Linked DNA regions of Homo sapiens: regions 1, 3 and 4 are each linked to region 2. Evidence: chromatin contacts called from ENCODE Hi-C or POLR2A ChIA-PET data. All regions are on one chromosome and are shown on one strand. Each heading gives the region's core, a stretch centred on a gene start or an enhancer-like site at or near the end of the contact. The rest is flanking DNA. Distances are from core to core; before and after follow the strand shown. Region 1 overlaps PIP5K1C (phosphatidylinositol-4-phosphate 5-kinase type 1 gamma). Region 2 holds the start of TBXA2R (thromboxane A2 receptor). Region 3 holds the start of SMIM24 (small integral membrane protein 24). Region 4 holds the start of FZR1 (fizzy and cell division cycle 20 related 1).

Region 1 (3,981 bases), core at 100-2,599, 77 kb before region 2:
CTTTTCCTCTGCCTGTTTTACAAGTTGAGTGAGTTAATGCTTTGAGAAAAGCCTCATTTCTATAAATAAAAATGACAAAATATGTATTTCAGACGGCACCAAAGGATGGAAGTTGCAAATTAAGAGACCCTCCCCCATCCCACACCCAGAAATAACTTGGAACCTTCTAAGATTCACGTGTCTGGCCCTGACTGCTGAGTGACGTGTCTACAGTGGTGGAAGCCATGTGGCACTAAGAGCTTGAGTTCTCCTGGTGGGTCACAGGGAACCAGATCCTGGTGCTCAGAGGGAGAGAGCCGCCCGGGGCTTTGCTGCCTGGGCCCTACGTGCCGGGTGACCTTCAGCAGGTGGTGGTCCCGCTCTGGGTGCGTCTGTGGTGGGATTCGTGGATTATGCAACAAACCACTGCCACACTGAGAGGCTTCACGCTGCAGTGCTTTTGCTGTCAGTTTCCCAGTATTGGCTGGGCTTGGCTGGGCTCAGCAGGTCGGTTCTGCTGCGGCATCTGGCTTGTGCCAGCACACCCTGGTGGCCTCCTGTCCCAGGCCTCTCTCCGCATTGCTGCCACCCTCCAGCCTGGCCCCAGCATCGTACTGGAGGGATTCCAAGAGAGCAGAGGCTGATGGAAGAATTCCCCCCATGTCACTTCTGCATCATGTGATTGGCCAAAGCAGGGCTTGAGACCCGCCCACTTTCAAGGGGAAGGAATTCGGCCCTGTCCCCGGGATGGAAGGGACCCTGGCAGGCAGCAGGTGTCCCCATCTGTGTGTGAGTGCTGTGAGATTGTGCGCTGGATGATGTGTGTGGGGTGAGGGGGCGGCAATGAGCTCATCTTGATGCCTCTAATTATAAGGCAAAGAAATGCTCATGCGTGACTGGTGTGGTTACCACTGCAGCGCTGTGAGCGGGAGGCTCTTCTTATCGTTCCGTCTTTATTTTGAGGAATCCTGAGGTCCAGTGGGTGACACAGAGGCCACTTCCCAGCCAGGAGGCTGTGGGTGCTGCTCCAGGCACCGAAGCATCTGCTCTGCCTCTCCTGTGCTGGGGGCCGGGCCTGCTGCAGAGACAGAGTCAGCACTGGTCGGGGTGGTGGGGGCTCCAACATGGGGGAGGTGTGGGACTGCCCGGGAGAGGAAGCGGGGGCTCCAGCGTGGGGGGGGTGTGGGACTGCCCGGGAGGGGAAGCAGGGGCTCCAGTGTGGGGGAGGTGTGGGACTGCCCGGGAGGGGAAGCGGGGGCTGGCTGTGCTCTGCACAGGATGTTCCTGCTGTGCCCGGGCTGATCCCAGCTCTCCAGACACGGTCCTGCCCCGGGGCCTCCGTACTGGCTGTGCCTCTGCCTGGGAGGCCCCTCTGCCCTTCCCCCGCCTGGCTCCTCCTCACTCTCCTCCCGTCCCTGCTGTGGTGACGCAGACTGGGGCCTGACATCCTGGAATCAGGTGCGTCCACCCCTACATTTTTGCTGCATGATCAGGCAAGCGATCTGACCTCTCTGAGCCTCAGTTTCCGCCTCTGCATAATGGGAGCAGTAATAGTGCCTACGTCACAGGGTTGTTGGGACAATTGCGTGACTAAGCCATGGGGTTCTCATATGGTGCGGGCCCCGCCACACACACGGCGAAGGTGGGCTAGCTCGTCTCTGGCCAGCTCCTGCCTGCGCTCCAGCTGTTCCAGGGTGGCTCAGTGGTTAGAGACGGGAAGCAGCCTGCGCCCCTGGGCTCTTGACCCCATCCAACCCCGTTTCCCTCCTGAGCCAAGCCCACTGTGCCCTGGACCCAGATCTCCGTGGAACTCCTGGGAGGAGGACACTGTCGCAGGCAGCCTTACCCACGTGCCAGGCTCGTGCTGTCTGCACTGTTGCAGAGGGGAAAGATGAAGTCGCTGCCCTGGCCGGGCTCATGGCCTCAGAGGGAACAAATGTGGAGGATCCAAGGAGTAGAGAGAAGTAAACCCAGCGGGGGCAGGGTGACCAGGGAGGGGACTCTCTGAGGAGGTGACATTTGATCTAGACCTGAACAAGGTTGGGTGGGAGAGAGAGTTCCAGGCAGAGGCGCAGCCTGTGCGGAGGCCCTAGGGCAGGACCAAGCCTGGTGTGGGGAGGGAGGGGGAGGAGAGGAGGGAGGGGAAGGACAGGAGGGGAGGGGAGGGGGAGGAGGGGAGGTGTTCTCCATCTGGGCCTCTGTCCAGCAAACGTTCATTGAGGCAACATCTGTGACCTCACACAGTTTCTGAGTCAGGAGTCTGGGAGCGGCGTAGCTGGGTGGTCCTGGCTCGGGGTCTCTCATGAGGCTGTGGTGAAGCTGTCAGCCGGGACTGCCTCCTCTGAAGGCTCAACTGGGGCTGGAGGAGCCGCTTCCAAGAGAGCTTCTGCTCTTTATTTTTTATTTTTTTAATTTTTTTATAGGGACAGTCTTGCTCTGTCACCCAGGCTGAAATGGAGTGTCACCATCATAGCTCACTGCAGCCTCCAACTCTGGGGCTCAAGCAGTCTTCCCACCGCAGCCTCCCGAGTAGCCGGGACTACAGGCACACGTCACCACGCCAGATAATTTTTTTGTTTTTTGAAGAGGTGGGGTCTTGCTATGTCTTGCTATGTTGCTCGGTCTGGTCTGGAATTCCTGGGCTCAAGCAATCCTCCCACCTCGGCCTCCAAGTGTGCTGGGATGACAGGTATGAGAACTGCGCCTGGCCCACAATGCCTTTTTTTTTTTTTTTTTAGATGGAGTCTTGCTCTGTTGTCCAGGCTGGAATGCAGTGGTGCGATCTCAGCTCACTGCAACCTCTGCCTCCTGGGTTTGAGCGATTCTCCTGCCTCAGCCTCCTGAGTAGCCGGGATTACAGGCGCGCACCCCCATGCCTGGCTAATGTTTGTATTTTTAGTAGAGACGGGGCCTCACCATGTTGGCCAGACTGGTCTCAAACTCCTGATCTCAGGTGATCCACCCGCCTCAGCCTCCCAAAGTGCTGGGTTTATAAGAGTGAGCCACTGTGCCTGGCCCACGATGCCTTTTCTAAGAAATGTTAGGCACCTTCTCTTTGTCTCCCTCTGTGCTATTGGTGGGGGTGGTGACGGGGTCAGACCAGCATGCAGCGTGCAGCAGGCTCTGCAATCTGGGCTCGTGGAAGCATATTCCTACACGCCAGGCTGACGGGGAAGGAGTTCGCTTTGGATCCTGGTGGGCCTGAGGGGCCAGAGGACCAAACGCAGGCCCCAGGGCTCGTTTGGCTAAGTGACCCCCTGGAGTTTATCTGAAGAATGTGCCTTAAGTTTGCTCCTCCCCCAGGGGCTGCCCTGGGGCTGCTGTTTGCCCTCCCCCAGGGGCTGCCCTGGGGCTGCCGTTTGCCCTTCAAGTCCAGGCTGGAGCGAATGTTGCTGCCTTTGACTAGCAGAGACCTCTGAGCCTCAGTTTACATAGCTGTAAAATAGGTCCAATGCCAGTCACCTCATGGAGCATTGAGAGGGTCAGAGACGCAGCTTGCAGAGCACCAGCCCGCGGGGGGATGTGTGTACGAGCTGCAGCTTTTATTACAGGGAACTTCAAACAAAAGACAAAAGTGGGCCAGGCGCGGTGGCTCATGCCTGTAATCCCAGCACTTTGGGAGGCCGAGGTGGGTGGATCACCTGAGGTCAGGAGTTCGAGATCAGCCTGGCCAACATGGCAAAATTCCGTCGCTACTAGAAATACAAAAATTAGCCAGGTGGTAGTGGTGAACGCCTGTAATCCCAGCTACTTGGGAGACTGAGGCAGGAGAATCGCTTGAACCCAGGAGGCAGAGGTTGCAGTGAGCCAAAATCATGCCACTGCACTCCAGCCTGGGCGACAGAACGAGACTCTATCTCAAAAAAAAAAAAAAAAGTGGACAGGGTGGTACAGGTACGGGTGTTCTTTTCCTGAAACATTGTACACACCCGGAGAATAGTGTCAGGAACACCCTGCCCGCCCCCACTCCCATCCCACATACCTCCATACTGTGTTGACTCC
Region 2 (4,251 bases), core at 1,447-3,946:
CCCACGTTGTTGAGCCCAGAAAGTGGCAGGGCCAGTATTAGAAGCTGGGTTTCTCTACCCTGGAGAATCCCAATCCCAGACCACCACCCCGTCCCTGCCTCAGTTTCCCCACCTGCCCCTGCAGAGATTCCCCCAGCCCCAGCATCCTGCTTCCTCCTCCTCACGTTCCTTTTGCACCCCAAGGGAGATGGCTGTCCTCCAACTGGCAAGACACATGGTTTGCCAGGGGCCCCAGTCTGGAGGGAGCAGAGCTGGGGCCCTGGGACCCCTGAAGGGTCACGGGCACTGAGCCTGGGAAGACGGGCTGCTGGCCGAGAAGGGTGACGGCTGCCTTGCAGAGGACAGGGCAGCAGGTGTGCCCAGGGCAGGGGGCACACAGGGCTCAGGCCAAGCTAAGGAGCCAGATCCTAGGGGAGCTGGGCACCAGGGAGCTACGGAGGGCGCGTGAGCTGGGGAGGGCCTCCGAGCTGGGTGTCGAGACCCTGCAGGCAGACTGGAGGTGGGGGCCAGGGGTAGGCTCTGCACACCACCCCCCCATCTACCCCATGACTCTCCACCATGGCCCGAGGTCCACCTGGTGTCCTGGAAGCTGCCCCCGCCCCCACCCAGCTTCCTGACTTTGGCTGTGTCCAGAGCTAAGAATAGACGCTCCCTGCCCGGCCCCCGCCGGAAACCGCAGCCACGGGGGTACATCCTGAGCCTGGCCTCTGTTCCCACCATCTGCCCCCCAGCCCCTCACAACTCCTCCCACCAGAGCCTCCTGTGCTCCCATTGAACCCGAAGTGCTGGCGGGGGGTGGGGGGCGGGGGGCGGGCCAAGACCGGGAGACCAGCAACCAGCCCCAGATGACAGGGAAGCCCAGTGCTCATGTTCCAATCCCACACATGGGCGTGGCATTGTTCCCCCTTTGTGCCTCAGTTTCCCCATCTCTAAAATTTAAGAGTATCTTTACCCCCTGCCTTGCAGAGATGTGGTGAGGCTTAAGCTAAATGCAAGTGTCCTTCTCTGAACTCTGCCCAGGCTGTTTCCCAGAAGAGTCATTGTCCTTGTTATCTCAGGGCCGAGGACAGAGGAAGTGGGGACAGGACAGCCTTCCTCCGTCTCTCACTGCCCCCTCATCTGGAGCCCCAGCCCCACATCCTCCTCCCCCAACATCTGCCCTCCTTGCAGTTAGTGTAGCAAGGGCCTCATGCTCTCTCTTGCCTCCAAAGCTTTATACATGCAATTCCTGTCACTGCCACGTAGCCCAGACCTGGGGAGCTCCTATTCATCCTACAAAACCCCACTTCCCATGCCCTCTCCTCACAAGATGTCTTCCTAGCTCACCTCTGGGCTTCCCTAGGCCCTGTCTCTTCCTTTGGCCCAGCCCTGACCCCAGGGGGCTGGAACAGCCTGTGTCCAGTTCATTCTCCAGCCTAGGGCATCCTGAAGGGCAGGCCTGGTTTCAGGTCTCACTTGGAGCTCATAATTGTCCCACTGTATAAGCTGAACACAGAGAGGGGTTGGGGAGAGTAAGACTTGGAGATTAGGTCGGCTTCACGGGAAAGCAGCCTTGGAGCCAGGGTTTTGCCACATCCATAGGAGTTGGATAGCCTCCTTGCCAGGAAAGAGAGAAGTTGTGTTAAATGGCTGGTGACTTAATGGGATAGAGCTTTGGGAGGGAGGTTGGGTGTGGCCGAAGGCCAGGAGGAGGAAGGATAGTGGGCGGGGTAGCCGGGGAAGGGGCTTCCGGACTGGGCTGACGAGAGGGCCGGGCCAGGCTGGGAATACCCCTCACTCACAGCCTGGACTAGCAGCCCTCCCGGGCCCAGGGGACGGGGTGGGGTGCAGTCAGGGCAAGGTCAGCTTGTCCGGTCCCACTCCAGGTCCCTAACTCAAGGTTCTGTCCGGCTCGGGTGTACAAACAAGGCCAAGGAAGCCCAAGGTCCCCCCTCTGCAAAGAGACGGTCCCAGTCCCTGCGTCCGGCACCTTCTCAGCCATTCCTGTTGGGCTCCATCCCTCCTTCCCCAGCCCGAGCTGGGGGGTGGCCAGGAAAGAGTGCCCATCCCCCACTGCAGCCTCCCGGCTCCAGACTGTTCCTCCTCTGGCTCCAAAGCCACCTCCGAGCCTCCTCAAGAGACCCTCCCATGCGATGCCATCACCCCAGCCCTCCCGGCTCACCTGCTCTGGGACCACCTTTCTCAGTCTGGCTGTGTCGTCTGGTGCACCCCCCATCCCTCTGTCCTCCCACCCCACCCCTGGAAGGGGCCTCAAATATGTCCTGTATGTATTAAGCAGGGCATACTACTACTGTGTGCCGCGTTCCAGCGCACCCAGTGAATTTGGAGCCCTGGAGTCTGGGCGACCCCCGGGAGCCGATCCGCCTGGACCTGCCCCGCCCCCTCCAGGCCTTGGGTGCTGCCCAGATGGTGAATAATGCGGGCCTGGCGGCGGGAGCGCCGGGAAGAGGCCTGGCAGGGCGCTGGGCGGCTGGAGGGGCTGAGGCTCCCGAGGAAGCGCCCCTGCCACCCCTACGCGGGCCATTGCATCCCTGCCACCGGTGGCCTGGGGGTCCCAAGGGCGCCGCCTTCCCCAGAAGGCTGTAGGGTGTCCCGGCGTGCGGGGGGCACCCACTGACTCCAAGTCAGCCAGGCCCGGGCCCGAGGGGCGTGGCCAGCGCAGGGTGGGCGGGGCTGATGAGAGACAGCGGGAGACAGAGACTGGACGGAGAGAGCGAGCCGCGGGCTGCCAGCGGCCCCCACCCGTCCCAGCTCGGCTTAGCCCCCGCGGACCCCTCCAGGCCGCGACCCCAGGGCGTCCTGTGCCGCCACGCCCTCCATCTGTGTGGGTCCTCTGCTGGGCCCGCCCCTGGTCACAGCCAGACTGACTCAGTTTCCCTGGGAGGTCCCGCTCGAGCCCGTCCTTCCCCTCCCTCTGCCCGCCCCCAGCCCTCGCCCCACCCTCGGCGCCCGCACATCTGCCTGCTCAGCTCCAGACGGCGCCCGGACCCCCGGGCGCGGGATCCAGCCAGGTGGGAGCCCCGCAGATGAGGTCTCTGAAGGTGAGGTCGCCCCGCTGGCTTAGGGCGGGATGCACTGCTCTGGTGTGAGCCCGGGCTGCTGGGCGCATCCGGCGCTGGCCCTGCCCTGCTGTGGGTGTGTCGCAAAGCCCGCGGTGACAGCGGCCAGGTGCCAGGTGTCCCCTGTGTGGCCCGGCGGGTGGCATGGTGCCCTGAGGCCTGCCCTGGGCGCCCAGGCGGCTGGGTCTGGGTGCGGCCCAGGCTGATTCTGTCCGGGGGGCTCTCTGGTCTCTGTGGGGCCACATGGCTGTGAATGGGGGTCCCAGACTCAGGGGGCTGCAGCCGGGGAGGGGGCCCAGGCCCTGGGTGTGGCAGGGATCGAGTGTGGTTGTGCGGCTGTGTGTGTGATCTTGTCTCTGGGAGTGAACCATGCATGGCCCTGGTTGTGTGTCTGTGTCTGTGCGTGTGTGGTGGTTTTGTGTGTGTGACCGTGTGTTTGTTTCTGCCGAGAGTCTGTGACTGTTAAATACTGTGTGTTCTTCTGTGTGTCTTTCTGTGTCTGTCTGTATCTATGTACCTGTTGTGTTTCTGCCTGTGTGTCTGTGTTTTTCTGTCTGTGTCTGTCACATTTCTGCCTGTGTGCCTATGTGTGTATCTGTGTGTGTCTATGTCTGTCGTGTTTCTGCCTGTATGTGTCTGTGTGTGGCTGTGTGTCTGTTGTGTTTCTGCTTGTGTGTGTCTATCTGCGTGTGTCTGTGTGTCTGTTGTGTTTCTGCTTGTGTGTGTCTGTGTCTGTCATGTTTCCATCTGTGTGTGTCTATCTGTATGTGTCTATGTATTTGCCATGTTTCTGTATGTGTGTCTGTGCATGCCTGTGCGTCTGTCTACTGTGTTTCTGTCTGTCACATTTCTGCCTGTGTGTCTGTCATGTTTCTGTCTGGGTGTGTCTGTGGTGTTTCTGTGTGTGTCTATCTGTGTGTGTCTGTGTATCTGCCATGTTTCTGTATGTGTGTCTGTGCATGTCTGTGCATCTGTCTGCTGTGTTTCTGTCACATTTCTGCCTGTGTGTCTGTCATGTTTCTATCTGTGTGTGTGTCTGTGTGTCTGCCATGTTTCTGTGTGTGTGTCTGTGCACGTCTGTGCGTCTGCCTGCTGTGTTTCTGTCTGTCACATTTCTGCCTGTGTGTCTGCTGTGTTTCTGCCTGTGTGTGTCTGGCTGTGTCTGTGTGTCTCGAGTGTGCACACACGGTGG
Region 3 (4,347 bases), core at 1,817-4,316, 130 kb after region 2:
GACGGCTGGGCAGAGTCGTGGCTGGAGCTGAGCAGGTAGGTTGCGGGTGGGCGGAAGTGATTTACAATGTGATTAACCCAGGCAGATGGTGGCCGTGGGGCAGCCGCCCAATCCTCTTAGCTCAAAGCCCCTTAATACTTCCGCTGTGTGGGTCACCTCCGGGCCTCCCCTGTGCCGGGCGGACACCATGCCGGGGCTGGCGGCCGAGGGGGAGGCCGAGGGCTGGAGCCCGTCCCCGCCGCTGTACGAGGAGTACCGGCCGCCGCCCCTGGACAGCATCCGCCTGCCCAGGTACGTGCTGTACCTGCTGCTGGCCGCGCTGGTGGTGGTGGCCGTCGCCTACGCCATCGTCGGGCACCTCATCAAAGACCTCGCCCACGACCTGGCCGGTGAGCTGCCCCCACCGAAACCCAGCTGGGGCCGATGCTGGGTCACCCTGGGTGGGTGGTCAGGGGATCCTAGTGCTTCTCCTAGCTGAGGAGGGGACAGAGGAGGGTGGCCGGGGCCGGGGAGTTGCCTCACCAGCTCCCTTGCCGCAGACTGGGCGTTTGGCCCGAAGCCAGACCAGGAGGCCGCACCCCGGGAGCTGCGCCCCAGCCTGACCGGCGAGGACTTGGAGGGGCTGGACCTGCAGCTGGCCCTGGCCTGGCAGGGCGAGGAGGACGCCGGCGGGGGTGGGGAGGGAGCCCCCTCTGAACCCCCGCCTCCCCCGGAGCCCCGCCGCCCCTCCATTGCCTTCAAGGACCCCCCATCCCGAAGCTCCTTCTGGAAGCTGATGGCAACTTGAATCCTGAATCCGGGTTCCGGACGCTTTGGCGGTCGTGTAGACAGAACTTACGCGCGCCGGAGCCCTTTCTGCAAACCCTGAGCTGCCCGGTCGCAGCGGACGGCTTTCTCCTTCCCAGCCGGCAGGTTCCGGGGGTTGGACGCTGGCGACTTTCACATACGCAGAGCCTGCCCGGCTCAGCCTCAGCCAAGCCGTCAGCAAACTGTGAATTAGAAACACTAGGGCGATTTAAAACGTTGTAATATTATCGGCCAACCTTACCGAGTGCTTAGCGTGTACCTGCTGCTGTGCAGAGCAGGCTTTTTCTATGCAGTATCTCATTTAATCCTCCGAGGTAGGACTGATCGCCCCCACTTAACAGATGGGGAAACCGAGGCACGCAGTGATGAAGTGGCTTCGCCAAGGTCTCAGAGCACAGAGTGCTTTTCTCAGAAAAAGCCCAGACAACTGACTGACTTTGGAGGGCAGGATCTCCAAGGCGGGTCCTGCCCCCACCCCCTCTGCTGGGCTCCCCTACCTCCAAATCTTCTCCAGCCCCCGCCTCGGCTGCTGGGTTTGCTTGTCTCTGGGGGGTGGTCCTGACTTCCTAATCAGATCGAGAGCTCCCAGACAGCACCAAGGCCTCCTTCTCTTCCAAGCCCTGCACAAGACGGGATACACAGTCAGAGTTTAATAGATGCCTGCCTGGCTGGTTCAAGCAGACCTGTGGCCATCCTGGGGCTGGGATGTGTGAGCCCCATCCTGCTGAGTGGCCGGTCTGCTCAGCGGTCATCCGCAGACCTCCGGAAGAGAGGAAGTGACAGCGACTCAGCAGGCGCTCCATAAACACCTGTGCGATGACGCCGGGCCTTCCTACCACTCGTCTGGGCCATGGCTGCTCCCGTGTCAGCTGGGGCGGGGTCCCCCTTCGCCCGGGCAGGGCCCACTATCTAATCAGCCGAGGGACCAAGGTTGAGGACAGGAGAGCCTGGAGCCTGAGTCATCAACGCTCCCGGGCATCCCCACGTGAGAGCGTCCCGGTTTGCAGGTGGACCACGGGCATGTGGCCTCTGCACACCTTCCCTGTCCCTGTGTGCTCCCATGGCTGCTTGTGGGTCCTCAGGGGCCAAGAGCCTGGGCGAGGCAGGATAAGCTGGGGGCGAGGCAGACCCGGCTTCAAATCCCAGGTCAGACCTGCTGCGTGACCTTGACTTTCCTGGGCACAATGAGACCGGCACCATTTCACGGGGTGTTAAGAAAAGGAAATGCGATCTGTGAAATTGCCGAGCACGGAGCCTCATGTGTACTCTGAGAGCACAAAAGGTGACTCTCAAATTTGCTTTGAGAGACAAGGTCTTGTTCTGTTGCCCAGGCTGGAGTGCGGTGGTGCATGCAGTGGTGCAGTCGTAGCTCGCTGCAGCCTCGAACTCCTGGGCTCAAGCGATCCTCTCACCTCAGTCTCTTTGAGTAGCTGAGACTACAGGTGCAGGCCACCATGCTCAGCTAAGTTTTACATTTTTTATTTTAGAGACGGGAGGAGGTTGGTCTGGAACTCCTGGCCTCAAGCGATTCTCCCGCCTTAGCCTCCCAGAGTGCTGGGATTACAGGCGTGAGACACTGTACCCAGCCTTGGTAACTCTTTGTATTTCTAATTTTTTTTATTTCCTTTGAGACAGGGTCTTCCTCTGTCACCCAGGCTGGAGTGCGGTGGTGCGGCCATAACTGGCTGCAGCCTCAAACTCCTGGGCTCAAGTGATCCTCCCACTTCAGCACACCCTAGTAGCTGGGCCTGCAGGTGCCCGCCGCGCCTGGCTAATTTTTCTATTTTTGTAGAGGTAGGGCTTGACTAAGTTGCCCAGGTTAGGCTCAAGGATCTGCCCGCGTTGGCCTCTCAATGTAGTGGGATTACAGGTGTGAGGCACTGGGTGGGCGCACCCTTCTTAAGATATTCCAGTTGTATTTGTGAGTTCCCCCTGTGTCCAGAGTGGCACGGGGCCTGGGCCGGGACGGGAGGTCGCAGCCATCTCAGCTCAGCCCCTGCAGCAGGGATCACAAAGGGGTGGCCCTGAGGCTGATGGTCCCCAGGGCAGGGTGCAGGGAGGAGGGACTCCCTCAGTTAATTGTTACACAGGTCCAGAGTCTGGCCTCCCGGAGGGAGAGCGATGGGGCAGGAGCTGGCAGGGGAGGGGCAGGATGCCCAATCAGGTGGTGCCAGGGGCGGGCCCCGCTCCCAGGTCTCAGGCATCCCCCGCCCGGGGACCGCCTGTGCCTTATCACGGGGAGGCAGGGCCTCGCCCACACCAAACCTGTGGACGCCGACCCGGGACCGCCGCTGGCTGGCTGCTGGCTCACTCGACCGTCATGGAGACCCTGGGGGCCCTTCTGGTGCTGGAGTTTCTGCTCCTCTCCCCGGTGGAGGCCCAGCAGGGTAGGTGCAGGGGGGCGGGAGGGGGCGTCGCGGGATAGGGGAGTTGGTCAGGTGATCACCATCTCCCAATTTTCCATGGCGAGAAAAAGGAGAGGGGGCAGGAAGAAAAGGAAGAGTGGCTTGGAGGCCCTTCTCAACCCCCGCAGTACCGCCCGGCCTCCCTCTCGCTGGGCTCTGCCCTCCTCTGTAAGGGACCCCCCACCGCCCACCCGAGCCTTTCCCCTCTCCAGCCCTTCTGAGCACACCTGGCTGAACCCCCCGCCTTGAGCTCGGCCCCACTCTGAGCTCGGGCCTCCTTTACAAGCCCCTCCCCATCTGAGTCCCCGCCTCTTTTGTGAACCGCTCCTTCTCACTCCTCCTCCTTTATAAACCCCTCCCCGAGCCCCTCCTCCTCTGTAAGCCCCTCCCCTCTGGGCTCCTCCTTCTTTATAAGCCCCTCCCCCTGAGCCTCTGCCTCCTCTATAAGCCCCTCTCCCTCTGAGCCCCCTAGTTCACAAGCCTCTCCCCATCCGAGCCCCTTCCTCCTTTGTAAGCACCTCCTTCTCACTCTCCCTCCTTTATAAACCCCTCCCCGAGTCCCTCCTCCTCTGTAAGCCCCTCCCCTCTGAGCTCCTCCTTCTTTATAAGCCCCTCCCCCTGAGCCTCTGCCTCCTCTACAAGCCCCTCCCACTCTGAGCCCCCTAGTTCACAAGCCCCTCCCCATCTGAGCCTCTTCCTCCTCTGTAAGCCCCTCCTTCTCACTCATCCTTTATAGACCCCTCCCTGAGCCCCTCGTCTGTTGTAAGCCCCTCCCCTCTGAGCTCCTCCTTCTTTATAAGCCCCTCCTCCTGAGCCTCTGCCGCCTTTATAAGCCCCTCCCACTCTGAGACCCTCTCCCCTTATAAGCACCTCCCCTCTGAGCTCCTCCTTTATAAGCCCCTCCCTCTAAGCCTCTGCCTCCTTTTATAAGCTCCCCCCAACAGCTCCTCTGTTGTAAGCCCCAACCCCCCAGACTCTTCTTTATAAGCCCTCCCCATCTGAGCCACCTCCTCCTTCATAAGCCCCTCCCCTGAGCTTGTTCTCCTTTATAAACCCCACCCCTGAGCCACTCCTTTGTCATAAGCCCCGCCCTTCTGAGGTCCGCCTTTATAAGCCCCTCCCCCTGAGCCTCTGC
Region 4 (4,257 bases), core at 55-2,554, 100 kb after region 2:
CCTTCAAAGCACATAGGTTGGGGTGGGGGCCTCACCACGGAGAGGCATGAGGTCATCGCCCGGTAGACTGGGGCGGGGCGGGGGAATCGGAACCAGAGAGACGCCCTGAACCAGAGGATGAGTTTGGGGTGGAGAAAACAGGGGAAAAGACAAAACAGATTTAGGCTGAACATCTGCATATCGGGGGTCTCAGGACGTGGGGTGGAGACAGGTCTGGACGGTGGAAGAGGGGGAGGGGGTGTCACAGGTTTGAGTAGGGGTAAAACGGCTCTGAATGGGGGGCACACTCCATATTCTGGGGATCCGAGATGGCCAGGCTTGCGTTTGGAGAAGACACGGGGCAGGACGCAGGACGGAGGTTCAGTTCGGAGGAGGGAGGGGCTTGTGCACGGATAGCTCGTCTGAGGCTTTGGTGGGAGAGCTGGATTTCGGGGGAATGGGGGCTGGTAGGGGGCACGCTGGGAGGGTGGGGGAGCAGAAATCAGCGAGATGAGGTGAGACGGGGACATCCATGCACTCAACCCGTGCCTGCGGGGACTGGTGGACACAACAGTGACCACAGACACAGGTTTCCGGGTGTCCCGGGCTGGGACTGCATTTTACTGGGGCGAGGGGCTGGTTGCGGCCTGGGCGAGCCATCGCACACCACAGGCTCAGCGATGGGGGGCGGCTTCGTGTGGGCAGGACCCAAGCTGGGAGGGTCTGAACTGGGAAGTCCCGGGGATGACAGGCCAGGGAGAAATCACCCGGGTTAGGAGGCGGGGTCTGCTGTTCTAGGGGTGCGCAGTGGGGTCCCCTGGTTGGGGGTGCAGGGCTCAGCCTATTTTAAAAAGAATGGTGGACGCTGACGGCGGCTGCGGGGAGGTCACGACTTACAGGTGGCTCGGGGTGGGGGTCACGGCAGGCCCCGACGTGGGGGGGACGCTGGGATTTGGGTGTTAACTCGGGAGACGCGGATGCTGAGGTCACCCGGGCCTAGTTCGGCCTGGGAGGCGGCATTCGAGGGGACTGGGGGCTCCTGGAGGGGCCTGAGCTGGGGTGGGGGTCGCAGCCCGCCCCGCCGTCCCGGTTTTGGGGGGTCGCAGTCAAGCTCCGCCGCCTAGGGCCCGGGGGGCGGGTCCCCGACCCCGGCCGCCTCACCTGGCTCGCTCCCGTGGCTCGCTGGCTCCCGCCGACCCCGCCTCTCCTGGCACCGCACAGCGCCCGCCTCCGGCCTCCGCAGCTCCCGCAGGCCCGGCCGCGGCCGCCGCTGACGGGATCCCGGGCTCCGCGGTCCCTAATATGGCGGCGGTCGCTCCTCCGCTGCCTCCCGGCTCCCTCCCTCCGCCGCGCGCGCCCGGCCGGCCGCGCGCACCCCCGCAACCCGACCACGCCCCCACGCCGCGCGCGGCTAATCGCGGCCACGCCCCCCGCCTACCCCACACACCGCCAGGCCCTGCCCAACACCCAGCCAGGCCCTGCCCACTCCGAGTGGCTGCGCCTGCGCGCGTTGGGCATCTCGGGAGGACGTGACGTCTCCCGCGATTCAAATCAATACAGGAAGCGCGGCTCCACGCGTTGCCCAGGGCAACCGCGGCCGGAAGAGGACCCGCGGGGTGCTAGACGTTGCAGAAATGGCTCTGGTAGATGGAGGGCGTGGTTCCCACTGGGGACAGTCGCGGAATGGGGCGCCCCAGGGCAGACCCTTCCTAGGGTAGATCGAAGCCAGGCACACCTCAGTGCGGCATTGACGTCGCGCCTAATGAGCGCAGATGGGACCCAACACCAGGTGCGTGTCCCGAACGTACAAACGTCACTGCTGAGAGTCATTAATTTATTCAACAAACCTGCATTGCGCTCCTAAGTGCTGCTCCTCCAGGCCCCAGTGAGACAGCAGGGAACAAAACAGGTTTTTAGGCCAGGTGCGGTGGCTCAAGCCTGTAATCCCGGCACTTTGGGAGGCCGAGGCGGGCGGATCACCTGAGGTACGGAGTTAATCCCAGCTACTCGGGAGGTTGAGGCAGAAGAATCCCTTGAACCCAGGAGGCAGAGGTTGCAATGAGCCGAGATTGCGCCACTGCACTTCAGCCAGGGTGACAGAGCAACACTACGTCTTGAAAAAAAAAACAAAAAACAGGTTTTTAAAAAAATTATGGGCCGGGCGCGGTGGCTCACGCCTGTAATCACAGCACTTTGGGAGGTGGAGGTGGGTGGATCACCTGAGGTCAGGAGTTCGAGACCAGCCTGGCCAACATAGTGAAACCCCGTCTCTACTAAAAATACGAAAAATTAGCCAAGCATCGTGGCAGGCGCCTGTAATCCCAGCTACTGGGGAGACTGAGGCAGGAGAATTGCTTGAACCCGGGAGGCAAAGGTTGCAGTGAGCCAAGATCGCACCATTGTACTCCAGCCTAGGCAACAGGGCAAGACTCAGTCTCAAAAAAAAAAAAAAAAAAAAAAAGGTTAAACATAGAATTGCCACATGACACAGCAGTAACACTCCTAGGTATCTACCCAAGAGAAACAAACATGTAACATCCACGCAAAAACTCACACACCTATGTGCATAGCAGCTTTATTCATAACATCCACAAAGTGCACACAACCCAAATGTACATCCACAGATGAAGGGAAAATGCTCCATTCATACAATGACACGGTGTTTTGCAATATGAGGCAATGAGGCTCGGACACAGGCTACAGATTGGATGAACCTCGAAAGCATCATGCCCAGTGAAAGAAGCCAGATACAAAAGACCACATAGTGAGTGATTCCATTGATACGAAATGTCCAGATAAGCAAATCCATAGAGACAGGAAGTGGATTAGTGGTTGCCAAGGGCTGGGAGAGGGGGATCAGGAGTGACTGGAATGGACTTTATTTTGGGGGGTTGATGGATATGTTCTAAAATTGATGTGATGGCCGTGAGCTGTGGCTCACACCTGTAATCCCAGCACTTTGGGAGGCTGAGGCGGGCAGATCACTTGAGGTCAGGAGTTCAAGATCAGCCTGGCCAATCTGGTGAAACCCCATCTCTACTAAAAATACAAAAATGAGCCGGGTGTGCTGGCGCGCACCTGTAGTCCCAGCTACTCGGGAGGCTGAAGCAGGGGAATCACTTGAACCCGGGAAGTGTAGGTTGCAGTGAGCCCAGATCATGCCACCACACTCCACCTTGGGTGTCAAAGCAAGACTCCGTCTCGGAAAAAAAAAAAAAAAATTTATGTGATGATGGCTGCCCGACTCTGAATATACTAAACACCACTGAATTATCACTTTACACAGATGAATTGTACAGTATGTAAACTATATCTCAATACAGCTGTTATTTAAAAAGTTCTTGCCCGGCGCAGTGGCTTGCGCCTATAATCCCAGTGCTTTGGGAGGCCAAGGAGGGCGGATTATGAAGTCAAGAGATCGAGACCATCCTGGTCAACATGGCGAAACCTCATCTCTACTAAAAATACAAAAATTAGCTGAGCGTGGTAGCACGCGCCTGTAATCCCAGCTTCTCGGGAGGCTGAGGCAGGAGAATCCCTTGAACCCGGGAGGCGGTGGTTGAAGTGAACCGAGATTGCACCACTGCACTCCAGAAAAAAAAAAAAAAATCCCCTTTGGAGCTGAGTTAAGGAGAAAAGAGAACAGGGAAAAGGAGGAGGCAAGAGGTTACAGTTTCAGATGCAGTGCTCGGGGATGCTCTTATTGCAAAGATGATGTTTTAATAAAGATCTGAAAGAGGAGCTGGGCGCAGTGACTAACGGCTGTAATCCCGGCACTTTGGTAGGCCGAGGTGGGCAGATTACTTGAGGTCAGGCCTTCAAGACCAGCCTGGCCAACATGGTGAAACCTCATCTCTACTAAAAATACAAAAATTAGCCGGGCATGGTAGCAGGCCCCTGTATTCCCAGCTACTCGGGAGGCTGAGGGAGGAGAATCGTTGGAACCCGGGAGGCAGAGGTTGCGGTGAGCTGAGATCGCGCCACTGCACTCCAGCCTGGGCAACACAGCAAGACTCTGTCTCAGAAGAATAAAATAAAAGGAGAGGAGAGGGAGATTCTAACACAGAAACACAGAGACAGACACACAGGGGTCAAGGCCAGGTGATGACAGTGGCAGAGATTGGAGTGACGAAGCCACAAGCTGAGAAACACCAAGGACTGGCGGCCACCCCCAGAAGCTGGAAGAGGCAGGAAGGATCCTCCCCTGGAGCCTCCAGAGAGGCCACAGATCTGCAGATACCTGGATTCCAGACTTCCGCCCCCCAGGGACTTGCTCAA

The links. A loop is a pair of places that touch in the nucleus more often than their neighbours do. ChIA-PET counts read pairs that join two places held with the same protein, here RNA polymerase II (POLR2A). Pooled maps may share reads with other maps.
Region 1: a loop to region 2 is called in a pooled map, with 2.1 times the contacts of the local background. The contact joins the enhancer-like site here to the promoter of TBXA2R in region 2. A Hi-C loop is called at or near these places in 4 of 50 pooled maps. POLR2A ChIA-PET finds 5 or more read pairs at or near these places in 3 of 52 experiments (CD4-positive, alpha-beta T cell, activated B cell and activated CD4-positive, alpha-beta T cell).
Region 3: a pooled map shows a loop between it and region 2 (2.3-fold over the local background). The contact joins the promoter of SMIM24 here to the promoter of TBXA2R in region 2. A Hi-C loop is called at or near these places in 2 of 168 maps with a recorded cell type or tissue (posterior vena cava and tibial artery) and 2 of 50 pooled maps. POLR2A ChIA-PET finds 5 or more read pairs at or near these places in 2 of 52 experiments (activated CD4-positive, alpha-beta T cell and activated naive CD4-positive, alpha-beta T cell).
Region 4: a loop to region 2 is called in a map of ascending aorta, with 2.0 times the contacts of the local background. The contact joins the promoter of FZR1 here to the promoter of TBXA2R in region 2. A Hi-C loop is called at or near these places in 2 of 168 maps with a recorded cell type or tissue (Right ventricle myocardium inferior and ascending aorta), 3 of 37 single-sample maps with no recorded cell type and 9 of 50 pooled maps. POLR2A ChIA-PET finds 5 or more read pairs at or near these places in 7 of 52 experiments (AG04450, H1, HEK293 and 3 more).

Annotation. Positions count from the first base shown.
Region 1 is chr19:3,681,107-3,685,087 of GRCh38, reverse strand. The region is part of intron 1 of PIP5K1C (phosphatidylinositol-4-phosphate 5-kinase type 1 gamma); the gene reads left to right. Among named protein-coding and RNA genes, the nearest start is that of PIP5K1C, 17 kb to the left of the region's middle. RefSeq lists enhancers at 1,203-1,497, 1,918-2,467, 2,468-3,015, 3,016-3,565. Within about 2 kb of position 1,349, at least 9 of the 41 ENCODE cell types and tissues checked have a DNase peak (open chromatin) inside an H3K27ac peak, as active enhancers do.
Region 2 is chr19:3,605,320-3,609,570 of GRCh38, reverse strand. TBXA2R (thromboxane A2 receptor) reads left to right here and starts at 2,696. Exons shown (of 3, transcript NM_001060.6): 1 at 2,696-3,041. CACTIN-AS1 (CACTIN antisense RNA 1) reads right to left here and starts at 2,324. Exons shown (of 4, transcript NR_038865.1): 1 at 2,162-2,324. RefSeq lists enhancers at 1,998-2,571, 3,145-3,719 and silencers at 2,558-2,637, 2,748-2,797.
Region 3 is chr19:3,479,244-3,483,590 of GRCh38, reverse strand. It overlaps SMIM24 (small integral membrane protein 24), which reads left to right and starts at 3,066. Exons shown (of 4, transcript NM_001136503.2): 1 at 3,066-3,194. The coding sequence starts at 3,128. It overlaps SMIM44 (small integral membrane protein 44), which reads left to right and starts at 150. Exons shown (of 2, transcript NM_001395954.1): 1 at 150-389; 2 at 540-1,481. The coding sequence starts at 188. The coding sequence ends at 787. LOC105372246 (a long non-coding RNA gene) reads right to left here and starts at 613. Exons shown (of 5, transcript XR_936264.2): 1 at 305-613. RefSeq lists an enhancer at 1-372.
Region 4 is chr19:3,503,358-3,507,614 of GRCh38, reverse strand. It overlaps FZR1 (fizzy and cell division cycle 20 related 1), which reads right to left and starts at 1,304. Exons shown (of 14, transcript NM_016263.4): 1 at 1,141-1,304. RefSeq lists enhancers at 550-759, 1,570-1,829, 1,880-1,929 and a silencer at 1,100-1,249.